Regions from separate parts of the Homo sapiens genome. Here region 1 is linked to region 2. Evidence: chromatin loops called from intact Hi-C (ENCODE). Cell type or tissue: ascending aorta. All regions are shown on one strand.

Region 1 (8,000 bases), 110 kb before region 2:
ATCTTCAAAGGCACCTACATGCAGACTACACTTCCCCGTGCGTATTAAAAGCTCCGAGCTCTGGTATCCAAGATCCTGGGTTTTCAGACACTGTGAGGATGCACAGTGTGCAGGTGATAAAGCTTGGAGCCTTAACAGGTTGGGAAGTTGGATTAGAAACTCTTGCATGAAGCTACAGTTCTCAAAGGACAACATGTTTGGTAGGTGAACTAGAACATAATCTGCCTTACTGAAGGAGAATTGCCTTCTCTGCCTTGTTTCAGCATGGAGTAAAAATAAAAAGAAAGCAAGCTCCACTAAGAATTCCTATCTCATGTGCCTGCCTTTCAGCTTTAAGGGCAGAATTCATACCAACTGTGTTATTAAAATGAAAAGCAAGACACAAAGCACACAAACTCATCAGACATCATGAGCCTCTGGCTTGACAGTGGCCACAAGAGCTTGGCAGAAACAAAGGCAAACCTCTATGAAAAAACACACTTACGATTCAGGTTCCAAAATTTCTGTAAAAAAGTTTAAAGGAATTAGAACTTTTAGTTAAAAATCACCAAATATACAAGAAAAAAAATCCATCATGAGTAAGCGTCAATAGAAAGAAAAAGCTATAGAGTCAGACCCACAAAGAATGCAAATATTATAATAATCTGATACCAACGTATGTTTTATATATTTAAAGAAAGCTGAGAAGGATGAAAAAGCGTCAAAACATATGACCAGGAAGATTTGGGAAAAAGGAAACAAACAGAATACTTAGAAATTAAAAGAATAAAATTGAAATTAAAAAACCATATTTACAGACTAAACAGCAGATTGGACACAAATGAAGAGAGAATTAATCTTCCAGAAAATAGATCTGAAGCAATTAGCCTGAGTGAAGTTTAGAGAGGCAAAGGGATAGAAGATATGAAAGGGGTTAAGAGACACAGAAGATGATATTTAAAGATTCTGCATCTGTCTAATTGAAGTTCCAAAATGAGAGACTAGAGAGAATGGTGGAGAGGCAATATTCAAAGTAATAGCAGATGAAAAAATTTCCAGAATTGGTAGAAAAACTGTACACCTTGAATCAAACACCAAACCAGGACAGTACAAATAAGAAAATTGCAAGCTAATCTCATTCATGAACGTATATATGAAAGTCCTCACCAAAAAGTTCCAAAATAAATCCAGCAATGTGCAAAGAAGATCATACATCATGACTGGCCCTACACCAGTTTTTTCTCTCCTAGCTCATTTTATCAGCTTGTGTGCATTTAAGTACCATATTTATGCTGATGATTTCTAGGTTAGGGTTATATCACTAACCTAGAATGCTTCTTTGAGTTTGCACTCAAGTTCCAGAAAAAGAGAGTAGAAAGAATGGTGGAGAGGCTGTATTCAAGTACCAGTTACCTAAGTATCACAGACATCCCAGCCAAAATAAGTCTAAAGTAGAGCCCTTCATTTTTCCTCCCAAGTCTATTTTGTTAGCCCTGGTTTTCTTCTGCTTTCACCCCTAAGTCTTTTTCTTGGTTGTTTCAACTTCTTTTCCATTCCTTTTATTTAAACCATTCCTATACGTTCTTCTCATCTTGAGTTCCTGCACCATGAAATTTTTCCTGACTTACCTCTTCCCTCCCCACAAAATCTGGGCTAGTTGGCTCTCCTATTCCTTCCATAGCTTTCTGAAGTTTTCAGCATAGCACTTATCAAGGGGTGTTGCAATGGTTGTGTATTTGCCTGTCTGTCTCACTAGAAGCTTCTTGAGACAGGGACTCTTGTTCATTGAGAGAACATGTGCCATGAGTACAGAGTCTAGCCTTTAGTTGTCAATTGCTCAGTAAGTGTTAGTTGACTAACTGAATAAACAGAGTAGCATAAATGTTTTAGTCAAAGTATGCACAAGGCAATAAGGAACTAAGGAGAGAGATACAGGAATGTCTCCTATCCAATCTGAAGGATGCAGCCCAGGAAATGTTTGAACTGAGTTTGCTAAGGTAAGTATAATCTTTGACCATCTTGAGAGGAAGGACACAAGGGGTATGAAAAAGAACATTTTAGATAAAGAAAACACCATGAGCAAAAACTAGTGGAAAAATGTAAGCAAATTACTTGGAGCTAAGAGTATTTGGAAAGCACAAAAAATGTCTCTGGAGAGGTGAGATTTTCTGGAGCTTTGGTCAAATCGCAAAGTTTGGCAGTCCTTCTTGAAACAGGGGAGCCTCTGAAGGAAGTATAATGGGAAACTTACATGGCCAGATTCATGCTTCAGAAAGATCATTCTAGACATACCTAGGAGAATGACCCAGAGGTATGGAATCAGATACAGGAAAACACATTTTGTAGGGCTTGCAGCCATCTAGTTGATAAATGACAAGGGCTGAGTAATAACAGTGATGGTTATTAGCAAGGAGGGAGCCAATTGTTCTCAGAGTGCTGGGGGAAGGTGCTAGTATCGAACCAAAATATTCTGTAAGAACTGTCATTTGGGGGATTATCCAGCTGTCAGCACTGTCACAGGCCTGGCTGGGGCTAAGCTGATCCTGTTTGTGTATCTCTGGAACCACTGCTGGAGTCGGCGGAGAGATCTCCCCCCTACTTCAGGAACCATCTGGAGAAGGTCAGTCTGATCATTGGGATTCATATTCATTAAAAAGTTTACAAAAGCACAAGTCCTTGCTCAGAAAGGGAGAGATTACATCAACTTTCATCCTGTCTTTCACTCATTGTTTTCTGCTGGTTTTATTACTGTTTTGGCACCAACCTTGATTTTGAAGCTGAAAACAGACAGTGGCTACATGTCAATATTCATTAAATATGAGAAGATAGGTTAATCCTCAGAAATCTAATTTTGATGTTAAAACTGAAACTCATGCAGGCTTTTCTTGCCTTTTGTGGAAACTGGTGACTATTAAAGATAGGTTATGCCTGATAGGTTGATTACACAGCATTCTTTTTATAATATTCCTTTTTCATAATGTTTTAGAAAATACTAATTTATTAAGCAAACATAGTAATCTTCACAGACTGTTATCTAAATATTTAATTTGCATATTGAATCACACATCTGACAGGGCAGGATAAATGTGATTAAATTCATTAATATAGATGTTCCAAGATGAGTGTTTTCCTTGCTGTGATGTTTTTTGATTCAGATTTGAATTAGAGCACACTGGCTTTTCATGCCACACATTACAATCTCCTGTCCTTAATGGCAATGTTGTCAGTATAGCTAAACAGAAACACACTGGCCAAGGAGTGGTGTGTACTTTCCAGCTCTCAGGAGGAGGCCAAGTGAGTGTTGGGGATTTAGACAAATGTTTTCCAGGGGCTTCACCATAGGAGTAGTTTTGCATAGCAGAGTTTTGTGTGTTTTCCTGCACCTAGCTTTCCCAACAAGATGGGTCAGCCCTGGAGGCCTGTTAGGAGACCGGGCCACAAGACGGACTCCAGAGGAAAATAATCCTTTGACTAAATGAGTGTTCGGGAGTCCAGAAGAAGACTAAGACTATTATATTACAGCATGTCACCAGCTATAGAATAAGGTTGACTACAAGAGAAAAATGTATGGGAAACCTTTGCCAAAGGAATGTACTTTACAAATGAAGTTGGTTTTACTGAGAACAGCAAGGCATAGAGGTTAAAGGGATGGACTTTGGATGCAGACTTCCTAGTTCCAAATCTATGCCTCAATTTTCTCCTTTGTAAATGGAAATCTTAATTTTATCTCTTGTGTATGCTTCCCATGAGGGTAAAATAAGTGAATGTATATAGAGTGCTTAGAAATTGCCTGTCATAACATAACCAAGTTTTCTCCTTTGCCCATTGGTGTCTGATCCTCTAGCACAGGGTCTGGCCAATTGTAAGCACTCAGTGTGCCTACATTCAACTCACTGTACACACTCCCTGGACATCTATTAAGTGCCAGACCTGGGCCAGGCACTAGGACAATGATGAATACGACATATGGTCTGCCTCAAGAAAAACAAAGTCTAGTAGAGAAGACAGACATACAAATGGTAGATTCTATTCTGTGTGATGAAGGGAATAACAGGGGCAGATATGGTGACAAATTCCAGAGGTGGTTAGGGGGAGACTGAGTTTGGATTTAGGAGGTTTATGAAGGAAATGGTTTACATGGTTTCTAACTACTAAGTTGGGTTTTGAGGTGTGATTAGGCGTTGGATTATCAGGAGTGTAAGTGATGAGGGAGAGTAAAAGGGTTAAAGAACTCAGGTATAACAGGAACAGAAAACCAAACACCGCATGTTCTCACTCATAAGTGGGAGTTAAACAATGAGAACACATGGACACAGGGAGGGGAATAACACATACCGGGGCCTGTCAGTGTCTGGCGGGGCCACACTGGGGTTGTGACGGGAGGGAGAGCATCAGGACAAATAGCTAATGCATGTGGGGCTTAAAACCTAGGTGAGGGATGATAGAGGCAGCAAACCACCATGGCACACGTATACCTATGTAACAAACCTGCACATGTATCCGGAACTTAAAAAAATTTTTAAAAAATCATTTCACATTCCAAAAAAAAGGACTCAGGTATAGAATAATGAATATGGGATGAAAATATGCCATGTCTTTCATCCCTTTTGTTGTTTCTTTGATTTGGCCATGAAATTTATTGTTTGGAGTCTCCCCAGTTCCTAATCTAAGTTTGGAAAGAATCACATGCCTAATGAAAGCATCAAACTGGAGAATCCCCTCCTATTCTGGGAACTGGCGAGCTGGTGTTCAGCTGTGTGTGTACTGCTGTTTATAGACCACTGGCTTGTCTCCAACAGTCGAGTCTAGACTTGGTCCATTACTTTGCTTCTGAGACAACCTTCTGGCCAAGAAATTGCATATCAAATCCAAACTCTTAGCTATTCAGAGCTTTGTTCTTCTGGAAGAAACAGGATGGAAAATATTTGAGATAACTTAGGATTTCCAAATATAACCACTTCCTTTGCTGGAGGGGGCTAGAGAATGGGAGTAACAATTCTCACAATCACCTTCTTCATTTCTTCTGCCCTTTAGTCACTTGCCTGTCTCTCAACATACTATCATACTGAGAAATTGATTAAAAACACACTTCGATTCCCAATTCATTAAAATTAAATGTGTCACATCTTACAAGTGAAACTACAATTTTCAGACGGAAAATGAAAACATTTTTCCCTCATATTTTGCTATTACTGTCCCCACAGTCTCACAGTTGACAGTCTTTACTTTAAAAGGCCGCTTCACACAGATATGCACAGAATTCATATTGGAAGCACCAGGAACAGAGAGGAAGTGCACATGGATACTTTCAGAGGAGCCAGGCTGTGTGAAGGACCTCTGAGCTGACCATAAGAACCACACTTCTTTTCTGATGGTCTTGCCTGGCTGAAGGATGGATCACTTCCTTAAGCTGAATCTGCATAACCAAAGCATGCTCTTAAATTTTAAATGATGTGTATTGTTTCTAGGCTGGTTGTATTTTTTGTCCCTCCTTCTATCTACTGGCCAAAGGAGAACACAGAACTATCTATTTTCTTCCTTAAATCTCTTCCTGCTCTTAGATCCTCAGTCTTAATGGTACAATTATCTTCCCTAGTGAGAAATCTGGGAGCTAGCACACATTTCTAGTTGTCTTTAATCTCTTGACCTAATTTTCACTGTTATTTCCATCTCCTTAACTTTTTTTTTGTTTGATACCTCTCTCTTTCATATGCCTTTTAGTGAACTGTGTATATAGATGAAGACCCTTAATTGAGAAAGAAAACACAATTTCTACAACATATTTCAAAACATTTCTCATCTGGACTTCTGTAGGACCCTGTAGGATTTCCTGCTTTTGTTCTCATACTTCCATCCCAGATTTGTAACACTGATTGTGCTTTGCACTTTAGTGGCTATAGGGCCAAGTAAAAAATTTCTTAGCATGAAATAGAAGGCCTTTAGTCATCCGGCTCCACCCTTCTTTCTAATGCCTCCTAGTTTCTCTTCATGCCTTTGCTTATGTTCTTCCCACAACTTGATGTCCCTTTCTTCTCTAATATCTTTGTCAAACCCCTTCAACTCATCTATGAATTTTCTTAAATTACATGTCAAGCTATGTCAAAGGCAGGACATAGCTTACTCAAAGTGGGTAACTTGAGGAGAGTTTAATAAAGAGATTATCTCTAAAGAAGTAGGCAGGATGTGGGGAAATCACAAACGGTAGGGTAGTAAGTACCTGAGGCTAAAACAAGGGGCTGTCATCTGCCCCCTCCCTGGGCAAGGGAGCTGTAACCTGAACCCAGAGACACTAACAACACCTCTTTATGCCCACCGCCGCCTTCACCCCCATATTCTTCGCTCCTGTCTTCACTTCCTCCCCCTAGTTTGTTGGTCACTTCCTCAAAGGACACTGACGTCCAGAATCCCAAAGTCTCAAGTCATCCAGCTCCCTTGAAGTACTAAAAAAGACACAAGAGAAACCACTTCAGACGAATAACTCATTTCTCTCCAGTTTCTACACCAGGTCCTAGCTGCACTTCTGCTCTGGTTATGTGAACTGAACCGTTTGTGACCTTGAGTTTCTTCCCCTGTGATCCTTAACACCTAAAACCTAGAGTAGAATCATCCCTTCAGTGGCCTCCTAGCTGTTTCCTTTTTGGGTTATACCACAGTTTCCTACTTGGCCCTCAATAGGCTGAAGGCATTCCAAGAAGAGTTCTCCCTAGCCTAAAATGGATCATCTGCAAACAAATGAAGAGAGGATTCCCTCCTCATTTCAATCATCCAAGGTCCATGTCCAGTGTGTCCTATATGGGGACTTGAGCTGGTCTCCCTGGTGTGCTAGATGCAAATCTGACTCTACGAAGTTTAGATTGTAAAGGGGGAGGCTGAGGGCTTGGAACAAAATTTTGATGAATGGAGAAAAGAGGGTCTTGATAAGAAAAAGCAAAACAAACTTCCTTGTGTAGTTTAATTTGTGGGTGGAGCATCTTCGCATGATTCTGGATGTGAGATTCCCAGTTTTGGTGAGAATTAAAGCTCACTGAGAATGTCACTGAAGTTTCATATACTTTAGACTCTTTTTTTTTTTTTTTTTTTTACAATTTCCATCATTAAAGTCAACAAATATTAATTGGGCCCTTGGTATTCAAAAATCCTTTTCCTATGGACTGTCTTCAGCACACAGAAGGCATATATCAGCAGTGTCTATAGTGATGAAACTCAAGTCTTTTTTCCATGAAATAAGATACTGGTATGGAGGGGGAAGAGTCAATGTGGTTGACCACAGAGGGAGAAAAGGTGCAATAAACCCCTGGTGCAGGTATTCTAACCCTGGGATGTGGGCTGTGAACTTCCTGTTCCTTCCCTATAATAGCTCCTAATATACTTTATTGTAATTGCCTTTTTAATGTCTGTCTCTCTTACTAGATTATATGCCCATGAGGGCAGGGAATTTGTCCTATTCATCATTGTCACCTAGTATTTAGCACAGGCCTAATGAAGAGCAGATACTCAACAATTATTTGTGTGAAAAAAATGGCTTCATGTTGTTTGAAGAACATCTCTGTGCATACAGGAGGCCCTCACTCTATTCAGTAAATGGGGCCAAGTCTAGAGTGTCCTGGCTGTGGCCATGGGAAGGAAGATTCTTTGATTTCTTCTGACTGTCATGGAGGGGTAAGGCATGTAAGTTATTTTCATATACCCATGTAATAAGACCTAGGCACATGTCACCTATTTATTTTGATTTGAAGACTCTTGCAGTCTTAAAATACCACCTCTTACCACTTGTGTTTGCTAGTTATTATCAGCCTCTGTCAGAATAAGACTGTGTGTTATGCAGTAGCGGCACAAAGATTCAGCCTAAGCTATAGACTTCCCTGGACTTGTTAACTCTTAACAGTTTGTTAGATCAGCTGGAATAAAATATGGACCTGGAACACAGAATGGCTAAGTTTTGATAAAAGTTAGGGAAAATGGAGAACTCTTTTATATTGCTCCTCAGTGTAGAGTGAGCGTAAAGGAAGGCAATTCTGTGG
Region 2 (8,000 bases):
GCAAGTCCAAGATACTGGCTTATGTTTGCATTTATCACTTGTGTTTTAGATTGGGCTTCTTTATCTATGTGCCTTCTTTAGCTCTTCCTTGTTTAATGCCACTGATTGTTTATTTCATTTCCATAGCACTTTCCCATCCAAGCTTGTTAGACTATATGGAGAACATCATGTTCAGAAAAAGCAGTGGCAAACACACACGACAACAACAAAAATGTAAATTTACACTCTGCCTGTACTTGGCTAGCATAGGGTTACTTTTCTCCGTGATTCCTTAATGGGAAGACTCATTAGGTCTTCCCAATGGAGACCTAATCTCAACAGACTTTCTCCTTCTATCCCCTCTCTTCTGCCATTGTATTTTTGTTTTGTTCATTCTCATTGGAAGTCTGGTGGTGATTGGGGCCTTTGGCATCTGTGTGTGCAGGATTATGGGAATTTCTAATCTCAAGCTTATTTTCCAACCCTGGCACATTCAACTATTTCTTACACATAATGATGCCACCTTTGTTTTTTTTTAATCAAGCCTACCTTCTTCCAAATCCTTTCTTTGTTCACTTATTTTTAAAAATTTCTGTTCCTGCTCTTACGGTCTTCATTACTAATATTCCTTTCCCTGCCTAGGTTATCCTTTTAATGTTTCTAACCTAATCTAGATTTTGAGAGCAGTGTTTTTATTAAGAACCAAAGCTAACTATGTTGGCAAGAAACTCATATTATGAGTAAAATATACATTTAAAATATAAATTGGGAATTTGAGCTAGAAATGGAAAGAGAAAGTTAGAATGAGTCTTGTGCTTGCATTCTCCGTCTACAAAATTTGTATGTAATCACACAGATAAAGTTCAGACATCTTATACTCTTTGACTATACTGAAATATATGTTGTCAGCAGTGCCTTAATGAAAAGTGATTGTTCTCTAAAGGAATCAAATGTAACAAGTTTAACATTCATGGTTCTTTATTTTTCAAAAATAATTTAGATTTCATTCTCCTTTTTTATTTTAAGAAGCCCAACAGAATTACCATATGACTATAATCTCATATCCTAGATTCAAAAACCAGGAGACCAAACACAAACAATGCCTCAGAGGAGAAAAGTTGTGTCTTAAGAATCAAAGTATTCTTGGGTATCGTAAGTGATTGCTGACGTAGAGCAAAGGGTTAATGAGAATGGGCTGGCATATTAAATCAGAATGCACGTTGAAAGCAAATTGCCAGCCTAAAGGAAAATATACGTATCATTGTCTCTGGTGAGGGAGGGGGACAAATAACTACTAAGATGTCCATACATGCCATACTCAGAAGTCATCCTTGATATCTTTTTTTCCAGACAGATTGCAAACACAAGTCTTTCTCCCATATGGGGGTGTGTGTGCAGGGGGTGTGGCCTGAAAATGCAGCATTGATTCTGGGAAAACTGAAACCTGGGAAGCCTGGGTATAATAGTTCAAGAAAACAGAAATGTTTTTCTTTGGCTGTTGTTCCTGAAGTTACTTAAATGAGACTCATTGGCTATTGATCTGTATATATTGAGATTACAATAAAACATAATGGACCAGTTTCTCTCTCCCCTGGGTCACAGGATTGGCCTTTTATCTCTTGAGAGTAATAAATCATGGTCTTGGATTTAAGAAAATATTCTGGGATCTGGTTGGCAGCTGATTTATTTTTAAGACAGTGATGTCAGGAAAAAAAAAAAGCATAACCCAGAATGTGACTGTAGTGGGAGAATAGCGATTGCTGTTTAAAATATTAAGTAAGGCTTCCCTGCTTTCAGAACCCATCATCCCACAGCAAGCTGAGTTGAAGCCCCTTACCAATATATTCACATCTTTCTTTACAATGGCACTTACATTCTTTTGATTTCTTTTTATCTGTGACAGATCCTAGCTTCTCTATTTATCTCTTGAATCTAATTTGCTCTATGACATCAAGCTTTAATTTTATCATTATTATTTTGCTTCATTTTAAGCACCCATGGTGTGCCAGGCATTGGATAAAATAGAAAAGATACAATCCCTGCTGTCGCTGGGCTCACACATTTAAAGAGATTTGACAGGCAAAATATCCTGTAATTGGCAATAGGTAGTCCTCATGCTTCCCCCCGCCCCTTCTCCCTTTTGAAGCAACTTCATCTCTCTGAACAAGCTTAAGAAGTTCCCTAGATCAAAGGTGTCAAAAACCAGAAGGGTTTGGAACAAGTGTCAGAGAGTAAGCAAACGACTTTCTGAGCTGTGACTCTGCTCCTCGACTGCCCACGTGCTCTCCGCTGTCTGCACTCCTGCCTCACCTGGGCTGACTCGGACTCTCCACCTCCTTTGCTGCTTCCGGCATGAGCTACCCAGGAGCCTAAGGCGCTCCTTCCCGCAACTCCGGTCCCCGCGCCCCGGGACTGCAAATCCTTTAAACAGAGGCCCCAGAGCTAGGGGTTTTCCCAGGCTCTGGTGGGCGTGGGCTGACAGTCGCTGGGAGCCCCGCAACAGGGGGGATGTCCAGGCAGGTATGCACCCAGCTCCCGGCGTTTCCCGGAGTCACCACAATGTTTCCCTTTCTCTCTCCCCCACGTATGCTGCTAGGGGTACTCCCCAGATAGGATTTTCTTTGTCTTTTCTCCTAGTAACACCGAAGCCCTCTCGTGCCCGGGGACTGCAGAGGAACGCCAGACCATCCGGACCTTGCGGGATGGCTCGGTGTGTGTGTTTTACTGTGTGTCGGAGTGTCGCGCATGTGTGCGTGTTGGGGCGCGTTATCAACAGGGGCCTAGGGCACCCCCACTCTTTCTTGCTCTCTTCCCCCATCACTTCATGGACCTCCGAGGCGCAAAGCGCTCGACCCTCTCCTGGGCTCAGTGGCTTGGGTACTCCGGGCTGAGCTCAGCTGGGGAGTCCCCTTACCCAGCCCGCACCGGCACCCCGAAGCTTCAAAGTTGCGGCAAACAGTTGCGGGGAGCAGAGGAACTGAGGTCCAGGCCAGCGCGCCCGCGGTCGCTCGCCTTGGGGAGCAGGCTGAGCCGAGGGTCGTGCGGGTGCGCGGCAGAGGCGGTAGGAGGCGGAGGAGAGGGGGGAGAAAGAGGGGGCGGTGGGGAACAGCTGCCGGGGTAGGCGAGGCGCAAGGTGGCTCCCCGCGGCCCCGCGCCCCGCGGCTCTCGGACGCACCAGGCAGCCAATGGCTGCGCAGAGGTGTACAGCAGATGGCGTCTGACTGCGCCGTTCCTTCCTCCTCCTCCTCCTCCTCCTTCTCTTCCTCCTCCTCCTTCTCTTCCTCCTCCTCCTCCTTCAGTGCTGAGGAGCCAGAGTCGCCGCCGGGTTGCCAGACGCTGGAATGGGTGGTCTTCCGACACACACCACCATCTTTCTTGCGCTCGGGAAGCTCGGGGCTCAGCGGCTCCCAGAGGTTACGGCGGCGGCTCTGGCGAGACGGGTGAGTGCAAGCACGCGGAGCCCCGAGTCGGGGATGCCGGGCCCCCTGGCCGGCCGACTGGGGCGCGGGGTGGCAGCGCCGGGGAAGGGGGCGCGCTGCCGGCGCAGACTTTGCTCTTTCCTCGCCGGACAGCCATCGTCGCCCCTTCTCCCAGCCAGACGCGGGAACTTGGAAGCGGATCTTCTCGGACGCCTCTGGCTTGGGGCTGCGGGAAGCGTGGGCTGCCCGGGGCGCAGTGTGCGGAGACCCTCTAGGCGGGCGGGGACGCCCCACGCGGCGACCTGAGCACCGACCTCATGCAACGGGACCGAACCTTGGGACCCGGGCAGCAGGAGCTCTGTTCCCTTCACCTCCAGCTTGGTTTGAGGGATACTGATGAAGGAAACCGGGGGTTTCCCGTCCTGCGCGGAGAGCCTCGGCGCCCAAAATCGAAAGGCCGGGAGTTGTTCTGCAGGCTTTGCAAACAGGTTGACTGAGGGTTTCCTTTCCCGTAGCGCTGACTGCGAAATCTGTGCATAGGCGTTCAGTGCCAGTGGAGGATAGCTGAGCAAGCCAAGAAGTTTTGCAGCTTCCTCTGATTTATCGGTGGAGTGTCAGGAGGCTGTAGCAACAGTTTACATTTCCCCTGTCCCTGCGAGTGGCTAGGGGCAAGCTGGGCTCGGACGTGATATCCTGCTGTTTGTGGAGAGGAAACTGGGAACGGGGCTTGAGAGTGAGGGGCAGGGAGGGGGGGACAGGCATATTTTCTACTGCATCGCCCATCTGCACCTGTCCCCTTTGCTGTCTTACATGTCCCATAGTATTAAAGTTATTTGAATAAGCAAATGAACCCCGCTCTTTGGTGACCGCGTATTTTGAAGTTGGAAAACTTTGCAGGGGACGAGGGAATGTTGAGGAGGGGGCGTTAAGCTCTCTCACTCTATCCCTTTTTAAAGACAAGAAAAAAACTTTCGTTGGCGAAGGTGGTACTTTTTTCTTTTGGAATGTCTGAGCTCAGAGCTTCCCATAAGAGGTATTGCGATTCAATACTGTACAGTCAAGGTGAAGTTCCACTAAGATTATGGGACCGTGGCATATTCTACGGAAGATACCAGGGTTCCTTGGCGCTCTGTTCATTGCCAGGGTGGTCTGCTGAAAGCCGGCAGTTTCCCACCCTCAGACTCCTTGGAGCTCTTTAAATGACGGTCTGCCTGGTGTTTCTCAGCGGTACACCTGTGAGTGCTCTGTTATCATGGAAATGGTAACCCATGCAGGTAGGGCTCATGCCAACCAGACTGTGGTGGGGTGTGTGTGTGTTTGTGTGTGTGTGTATACATGCGCGTGCGTGTGAACGTGTGTGTTTGGAGTTTCCTTTTGACAGGTAATCTTTGGATGTCAAAGGGATACAGTTATTTGTCTGGCAGTGTCAGGGCAATCTGAGTTTCTCGAGTAACTAGGAGGAGGTAATCTCCAGGGAAGCCTTTTTGTGCTCTTGACTGTCTACTCAGCAGTTGGTGAAGGCTTCCTGAAAGCCACTTAGGGTGTTACTAACCAAATCAAGAAGTCTTACTCAGTGGTGAGTGAAAGCTCGTGTCTTTGTGGGTTAAAAGCTGTTTATAAAGTTTCTGTCTTGAGGCTTCACTTTGACAGACTGCTGTTTTTAAACCTTAGTGCCATTAATAATAGGAGTCTTCTTTTGAAAAGTAATGTGGCCAGTTCTCTGTTTTCTGAGGGTAGTTGATCTAATCTGGTAGATTCCCTGGAATTGTTTTATTTTCTATCCCTGGGAAGTGTGTGTGTGTGTGTGTGTGTGTTGTGTGTATTTGTGTGTGTGTGTTTTCTTCATCTACCTGCTGAGAGTTGAGGGTTAGAAACTCTTTTTCATGCAAATTTAAGTGAAAAAAATTATGAAGAAAATTCTTCTGACACTGTAACAATATACACAGATACTTCTGAAAAAATTGTAGGTGTCATTGTTGACTTTAAAAACATCGGATAGTCTCGTATAAATCAGCACAGACAGATCCAGCAGCCCTGAACACCTACAAACCATTCAGGGTTTTGGATATTCTAGATTAATCTGTGATAAGGGCTTGGAGATACGTGGTCCAGGAAAGGGCTGTCTACTGTTGGTGGACTTTGATAGTCTGTTTTGAGGGTTCATAATACGATGAGCTCACTTTATGTCAACCTTAATATTTAAATCAATACTTGAGAAATGATCTTACAATATTTCTTAATCTTCTGGCCCATTGTTTTCCATCAAAGTTGTTGATTGTTAGAGAGTTGAAAGGCTAAGAAAGAGGAACACTGTTAGACAGGTAGAAAATAATTACCGATCATATAAACAATGTAAATACAGACTCTACTGTTTGAAGACTGACATTAACAAATTGGTAACGAGAGGTACCTTTCTGTTCTCTGCTGAGTGTGCCTTTTGAGAGAAAGTAGGGAAGGAATGAAAGGAAAATGGTACTAAATTGTACTTCATCAGAAGGGCTATGAAGGACCTTGTCTGCTTGCTACAGATCCTATTTCTGAAGGAATAACTCTTTTGTTAATATCAGCAAAAAGAATGTTGTCCTTAAATGATAGACCGAAAAAGCAGAATAAAAAGATAGGCTCTAAGTTAAAGGAGGGAGAATGTCCAAACAAGAACAATTCTAAAGCATGTCAACTCACTTTAATTATACTTCACAAATTGAAACTGGAGTTGTATGATTCCTTTAAAGAAAAAAAGTCTTGCCAAAACTTCAATTCTGCTGTTCTGCACACTTTACAAAGATTAGGCATTAAAGTAATAACATTATGTCAAAAGTTTGAATAGAATGATGAAGAATATTTGACTGGTCTTATTTAGTTAACTGTGAAAATGACAAATGATACAATATATTAAATACATGATTAAGACAAACAGATTAAAGAATTCTAAGTAGTGACAACTATATTAGTTGATGGGAAAAAAAGAATAGCACTATTAAGGCTTCAGAGATGCTCTACAGACAAAGCATAAAGGCTGGGTCTTTGAATAACTATTGGGTATTGTATTATCAAAAACTACATGAGTTACTTAGATATGCTGTTGGATTTTTGAATATGGATTGCACATAAGTGCTTCATATTTTCAAAAGAAAATGTTTCCCAGTATATAACTATAAAAGAAGCTGCTTCATTAACTTTAACACCAGGCAGCTTCCTAAATATAACACAGGTCCTTAATTTAGAGCTGTTAACAAGATTAATATCTAAGTGATAATTAGCACGTTAAACCTGTGAAAGTAGAGGGATTTTTAACTCCACTTCTAGTCTAGAAATTTACTATTGTGAATTTTAGTGGGGTCTGTAGTTTAACAGATCTAAAATCACAGGCACCTGTGCTCCAAGATGATAAGCATTCTATTCCCACCCTTTAAAACTTCTCCATCTACCGAGATTATTTTGTGGACGTTTTAGTAGGATGTTCATGGGTGGTTATTCTTGAGAGCTAACAGTGGCTATTTTTGAAATGAAGCCAAGGAGGATTAGGTAGTTTTTGGTCATCTTGTAAGTATCTCTTGACAAAAGGAAATAGGAATCCCAGCCACTGAATTCCTACATTTATGCTTTCATTCTAAGCCATGAATCCTGGTATGGGCTAGTTATACAAAATATAGAGACGTAGTTATTTTGCCAGGTTATAGTCCACCGGTGATTTAGTATGATCATTTTGTTGCTACCACATCAAGCATTTCATTTGAAAGGGAAAATCAGATATTAGTGAAACCCAATTACTCCGTATCTTTTGGTAAAACTTTGAAACTAACTCTAGAGATGCTGTAGAATAGTTTCACTGCTGGTAGGGACTCATGCTTTTGGTAACAGGAGTTGAATCTAAGCGTGGTTTGTAAGCTGAACAATGAAGTCATCTGGCATCTATAAGAACTACTTTAAGTGTGTATATACTGTTGTGATGACTAAAACACAGTATGTATAAAAGCATCGCTAAATTCATATTAATTTTTGGTTACTAGGTATTTTTGCAATTTATGGATTCTAAAAACACAACTCTTTGCTGTGATGTGGAAATCAGTAGAATTTTTTGACGTTAAAAAGAAGAGGTCCACCTACTAGAAAAGGTTAGACATTGACCTAGATGTGGAGATCTGTGAAAGTGTGAAAATGTTTCCTGCATGAATAAAAAAGGCTATCATTGTTGAACTTAGGTGTTTTGCAGCAAGGGACATGATGCTCGCTTTTGATTTTGCCTTTCTGGGCATATTTTAATTATGAGCCTCTTGTAATTAAACATGCCATAGCTAAAAACAGAATCCTAAGTAACTAATGCACAAACGATTTTTCAATGCCTTGACTTGGAAGAAACTCATGGCCGTGTTCCACTTGCCTGCATGAGGGCTGGCTGCTGATTTGTGTCCTAGTGTTATGTTAGCGAACAGCTCATTACTTCTGGAAAAATCACAATGTTGAGTAAGGCTCTGAACTTCGTGGCAGTTAGGCACGATTGCCTTAGTCTTAGACTGCAGCTTTGTAGCAATGCATATTTTAATTTTGAGTTCTTTCAGATGGTTATTTTAAAAAGCATACCATGTAGTATGCATACATGAA

What was found. Hi-C counts contacts between places; a loop is a spot of excess contacts. Peaks named below come from ENCODE experiments on the same cell type or tissue, not always from the same donor. Only the 100,000 strongest peaks of a DNase experiment are listed, where the experiment ranks them.
Region 1: a loop joins it to region 2, with 2.6 times the contacts of the local background. A loop is called at or near these places in 2 of 110 quality-filtered maps.

Annotation. Positions count from the first base shown.
Region 1 is chr2:136,649,290-136,657,289 of GRCh38, forward strand. No RefSeq gene overlaps it. Among named protein-coding and RNA genes, the nearest start is that of THSD7B, 110 kb to the right of the region's middle. In ascending aorta, no CTCF peak of the experiment used is centred here; a DNase peak (open chromatin) is centred at 4,752; H3K27ac peaks cover 4,220 bases.
Region 2 is chr2:136,762,269-136,770,268 of GRCh38, forward strand. It overlaps THSD7B (thrombospondin type 1 domain containing 7B), which reads left to right and starts at 3,277. Exons shown (of 28, transcript NM_001316349.2): 1 at 3,277-3,419. RefSeq lists an enhancer at 3,259-3,760. In ascending aorta, a CTCF peak has its summit at 3,150 (motif pointing right); a DNase peak (open chromatin) is centred at 2,358; H3K4me3 peaks cover 3,195 bases; H3K27ac peaks cover 2,093 bases.